Regions from separate parts of the Mus musculus genome. Here region 2 is linked to region 1. A link is a contact called in ENCODE Hi-C or POLR2A ChIA-PET data. All regions are on one chromosome and are shown on one strand. Each heading gives the region's core, a stretch centred on a gene start or an enhancer-like site at or near the end of the contact. The rest is flanking DNA. Distances are from core to core; before and after follow the strand shown.

Region 1 (2,582 bases), core at 44-2,543:
AGGCTGAAACAAAAATAAATGAAACAGCCGGAGGCCACTGAACTCCGGAGCCGGAGCCGGGGAGGGGAGGAGAAGCTGAGCCTGGTAAACTGTTCCAGATGAGAGGCAGTTATTCGCTCCCACATCTTCACCAGCACGTCTCAAACCTCGTTCCTTTGTGAGCCCTACCTCCCTATTTTCTAGGGGGACTCTAGAAAATCCCTGCCAGCCGTGGTTTCCGGGTCCCAACAAGGAATCTGGTACTCCTCCACGACCCCTAGGTCTAAGACTCACCGGGGTCCGGATGGATCACAAGGCTAAAGTTTTCCGAACTTAAATCGTAAAAAATCACAATCAGAAGTTCTGAACTCCCCGTCCCCCCACACAAAAATAATAATATATATCCTGTGCTTTAAAAAGGGAGGGGGAAACTTCCCCCTCCATAAGGCAGAGAGTAAAGAGAAACAAGATCTAACTTAAGAGGGCGTGTTCCTCTTTGTCACCCACCGGGAGGTTCTCGCCGCCCGTGGGCGAGATGCAGTGACCCGGCGGCACGGCGGCACCCGTGCTGCCGGGAGACGGACCTCCAGAGCCGAGATTGCAGCCTGAGGTCCGGAAGAGGCGTCGGGGGCGCTGTCACCCGGCAGGGTGGGATGGGAGGAAGCGGGGGAGGGGCGCCCAAGGAGAGGAAGCCAAGCTGGGGAGAACCCACGAGCTCAGAGCCCCGCAGCCCAGGTCCGCGGAGGTGAGCTCCACCGGTGCCCGAGGAACCGTGGCTTCTGCTATTGTTGCGGGGCCTGCGGCCGCCGGCTACAAAAAGGACCGTTCCCGTGGACTCCGCAGCCAGCTCGGCCGGCGCCCAGGGCCGCGAGCGCGGGGACTCGCACAAGTTGCCGCCGCGGCCCGGTCCACCCAGGCGGCCGCCCTCCCGCCGCGGTCATTGTTCGCCGCACGCCTCCTACCTCGGTGGCTCCGGGTCCGGGCTGCGGGCTGCGGGCTGCAAGGCTGGCGAGGGCGCGGCGGCGGCGAGCGAGGGGTCCCCGCGGGCGGCGGGCGCGCGAGCTAGGCAGGCGGCGGCCGGCCGAGGTCCGAGCCATCAAAGGTGGCGCGGGGCGGAGGGGAGGGCGGAGCAGGCGGGGTGGGTGGGGAGCGAGCTCCGGGTCGCCGCGGCCGCCTCGACGCCCGGCCCGAGCGCCACTCGCGTGGGGAGGAGCGGCGCAGAGCGGGCGGTGGCCGCGTCCCCGCCCCGCACCTTCTCCGGGCTCCCCGCTCCCCGCAGCCGCTGCGCCCGCGCCGGGACCAGCCGCCTCCGAGGCTGTTGAGCGGGAAATGAGGGCCACCACTGCCCCTCCCAGGGCCTGGGCCGAGCCCTCGGCAGGGGGAGCCTGGGCACAGCCTGGGGACGGCGGAGAGCCACAGCCCCCTCCAGCGTCCGAGCCGTGACCTGCGCCCGCACAGCGGCCCCGCCCCGCTCCGCCCCGCCCCGGAGGCAGGTGCGCAGAAAGGTGGACCGTGGGCAGGGCCACGCCACCCTGGAGCTGTGCCTTACTTGGGCGTGTGGCAAGAGCTGGTGTCTGAGCTGCACCACCAAGCCAAGAGCGGGAAGAAGCGCCACCGCGGAGACGCGAGCGCTAGTCGCTGGTGTCCAGCGGGATGCGGAGGCCCGGAGGGAGATTCGTGGCACTGACTCCGCAGGTCGCCTTTGGAAGCCTGACAGAGAACTACGACATCACGTGGAAAGCGTTTTACAAAGACCCACGAATTCCGCCCCCCACCCCTTCCAGGCCACTAGCGCAGGCTTCCGGCACCACCCTAAGCGGCGCGGTATTCAATGCCAGAGACACAGGTGCCACCTCTGATGCTGCTCGGGCTCAGTGCCCACCACCTGAGCGAATCCCAGGACAGTGCCCAACCCCACCTCTCTCCGACCAGGGACAGCAGAATGCCCTGCTTAGTGTGGCGAGATTTAGAATGACTTGCAGTTATTTGATTCCGTTTTTTTTTCCCCCAGAACTTGGTGATATAGTCGGAAGATTCATGATCAGAAGGCCCACGATACTAGGTGACTTTCAATCACTATCCCCACCCACTAGGTGCCATTTTTCCTTCGTCCTTCTTCCCTGTCTCTGTCTGGGAAAGATCTTGGGCCACTGACCGTATGGAACACAGGAAAGCCTTGTTCTGCCGGATCCAGAGGCTAGTGTGGACCCGCCCCTAGAGCCAATTTGGCTCAGATTCCGGTCATTTTCCACCCTGGAGGAGTTCACTGACCTCAGTCGCAACTACAACGGAGCTACAACTGAACTTAACCAAGTGAAATTGTCTCTGTGGCTAGGGAGGGAGGCTGAAGACATGAAAGCTTGATTATCAGAGAGGGGCACCTGTAAGTCATGGGAGTCAAAAGCAGTCTGCGGAGGGTTGGGGCTGTTTCTTGCATGCTGCAAAATCCCTCTGGCCTCTGGGGAACCAGACAGGCCTTGGGCGATTTGCTAGAGAGAATCATGGGTGGGTTGGAAGCTAGCTCTGTGGCCAAACTGTGTGTGGCTTTACAAGTATGGGTGAGCTATTTTCAGCCAGTAATTTTCTTAAGTGTAGTGGTCAAA
Region 2 (2,582 bases), core at 37-2,536, 210 kb before region 1:
ACAAATGACAGAAATGAGAATGAAGTCCCCAGCCTTTTCTACTTGAGAATTAATTCAGTGCATCAGAAAATTTTAATACAACACATTATTACCTCAAGGATTAAATGCACACACAGAGAGAACAGGAGGAAATTGTGTTAAAAACATGGGCTGGGCTGGTGAGATTCGGTTAGTGAGGTTTGCAGCAATTTTCCAAGGCAGGAAGAGGTGAGAGCAAGGGGTTGATGACCCTTCAAGCCCTCTAGATGCTCCTGGAGAGAGCGGGCATTCTTGGTAACTGAAGAGCTAAGTGTGGTCTTTCTGTAGCATTGCAGGCAGAGGGTCAAGGTCTTGCTTCTCACACTGGAAGCCAGGGGAAAGGGAGCTGGGGGTGCAGCTGCGTGAGACAGACGCTCATCACCAGGGATGACAGACCGGCCAGAACCCTGCATGCCCCATTCCCACCTCCAGACTCTGTAAGGGCCTTTGTCTTCTGCCATTTCCCACCACTGTTGAATATTCTGAACCAGCCCAGGGGGCTGCAGTGCTGCCTGGCACCAGTGCACACAGGCGCAGCACCAACCTTTGCTTTGCTGACGTGACCTTTCGAACTCTATCCCAACCACTATAGGGGCAGGTTTTCCATACCAACAACTGTCATCTGGAGACATCGCAGAGCAGCTAACCTGGCCCAGAGTCCTTAGGAAGAAGGACAGGTGCTGCCTTGCATGCGAAGCTGCCATCTAATACCAGAGCCACAAACATGCAGGGGAGCCCCCTTCCGGGCTGTGCCCAGTGGCCATCATGGGCTCAACAGAGTCACCCAAGAAAACCTCAATGGAGAACCAAGCAAAGCCAAGGCTGTGTGGAGAGCTCTCTCTCTCTCTCTCTCTCTCTCTCTCTCTCTCTCTCTCTGAGAGTTTTAAGCGCTTCCCTAGCTTCTTTCTGGTCGGGCATTCCATTGTTTTCTTGGAGAGCAACACGTCTCTGGGTGAGAGGTTTCTGAGAGTGCTACGCTCTTCACTTCATGAAGACCTTTTTCCAACAGACCTACCCCTTTCCTTGTCCCTGCCACAGCCGGTTAACATAAACCCACACTTTCAACTCTGCTCCCAGGAGACATACTCGGAAGTATGTATCTAGGCTACTAAAAGGGAGAACCACACAGCTTTCTGTCCAATTGGTGGCAACCAGACCACGTGGATCTTTGATTTAAGCTGACTCCACATCTGAATCATTATGGAATTTTTTTTTAAATGCTTTTCATTAGTACCTCTTTCGTAAAAAAAAAAAAAAAAAAAAAAAAAATGATATTAAGAGGCATGCTAATTTTGGCCTGAATGCCAGGCCTTTGTGTTAACACCCAGTACCTGGTGCCTCCAGTGAGTTCATTTCCTGTTTTAAGTTTCAGCTCATCACATGGGAAAGGGGTGGATTAAACCAAAGGAAAAAGCAGTGCCAATCAGTTCTTTGGCCCCACCCCCTTTTAAAATCTTGTTCCCAACACAGGCTTTCCCTCCTGTGTGTTTGTTTGGCCAGCATGAAGCTACAGTCTGTTCCTTGCGTTTAAAGAAACTCTTGCACTTCATTGCAGAATTCAGCGACAGCAGAACAGACCTGAGCCGTGCAATGTGATGGAGGGAAACCTTGGAGGAACACGGAGGAGCAATGGGTTCGGATGGGAGAGAGGAGCAGGAAACAGCTTGCCATGGGAGTTATAACCACAGTGGCTATGGAAATTCTAGCTAAACCCACGTAAAGGGCTCAGGCAAAGCCAAGCGATCAAGACAGAGGCACACAGAGTCAAACCAAGCCTGACTGACTAACTGCAGGCTGGGTCCACCTGTACCTCTGAGGCTCATTCAATAAGGGCTGCGCCTGTGGCAAGCACAGCGCTGCTCAGAGAGGGCAGAAAGCACTGTACGGGGAGAAAGCAGACTGAACTCCTGTGGTCAGGGACTCTAGATAAAAAGGGAAAAAGGGGACAAAACGAACCTCTAAGCACATTTACCATCAATTCACCAATGTTAAAAATGTTTCCTATCTGAATTTTAATCCTCCTTTTACAAAAAGCTTGGCAACGTACAACCAGGGAGACTTCTGAGGTCAACTCCCCCCAACTCCCCCCCCCCCCCCAAGACTCAGCAGGCCAGGGGCTGACTCTGCATCTAGGTTCTTCAGGCCTGGACTTTTTTTTTTTTTTTTTTCATTACTTGGTTTAAATCTTCAAAGATGTTCTTGAGGAGAAAAAAGTCTTACTACTCAGATTTTAAGCGCAGGGCCAAAGAGCGGGGGTGGGGTGGGTGGGGAGGGGGATGGCCGTGTAAGAAATTCCTGAATATGAATCACACATATAAGAAAGAATCTGGCCCAAAAGCTTCCTCTAATTAAATGCCTATCTAATAAAATACCATCGATGGCATCCAGATGACTGTTTCAGGGGCTGAGGCCGTTCACATTGGGCTCTGGAACTCATTAAGTGCATTTCTTCACGCTAAAGGAATTTCATGCCTTTTCAGTTTGCTCTTAACAAGGATCCACATGGGGAACCACTAGATATATTTCAAAATAAAATCTAACATAACATCACAATGTAAGGGGTC

The links. A loop is a pair of places that touch in the nucleus more often than their neighbours do. ChIA-PET counts read pairs that join two places held with the same protein, here RNA polymerase II (POLR2A).
Region 2: a map of Patski shows a loop between it and region 1 (2.2-fold over the local background). The contact joins the promoter of B930095G15Rik here to the promoter of Farp1 in region 1. A Hi-C loop is called at or near these places in 1 of 37 maps with a recorded cell type or tissue (Patski). POLR2A ChIA-PET finds 5 or more read pairs at or near these places in 2 of 5 experiments (Patski and embryonic stem cell).

What each region holds. Positions count from the first base shown.
Region 1 is chr14:121,034,285-121,036,866 of GRCm38, reverse strand. Farp1 (FERM, RhoGEF (Arhgef) and pleckstrin domain protein 1 (chondrocyte-derived)) reads right to left here and starts at 1,293. Exons shown (of 27, transcript NM_134082.3): 1 at 942-1,293.
Region 2 is chr14:121,247,410-121,249,991 of GRCm38, reverse strand. B930095G15Rik (RIKEN cDNA B930095G15 gene) reads right to left here and starts at 1,286. Exons shown (of 1, transcript NR_155502.1): 1 at 1-1,286. All of the region lies in intron 13 of Farp1 (FERM, RhoGEF (Arhgef) and pleckstrin domain protein 1 (chondrocyte-derived)), which reads right to left.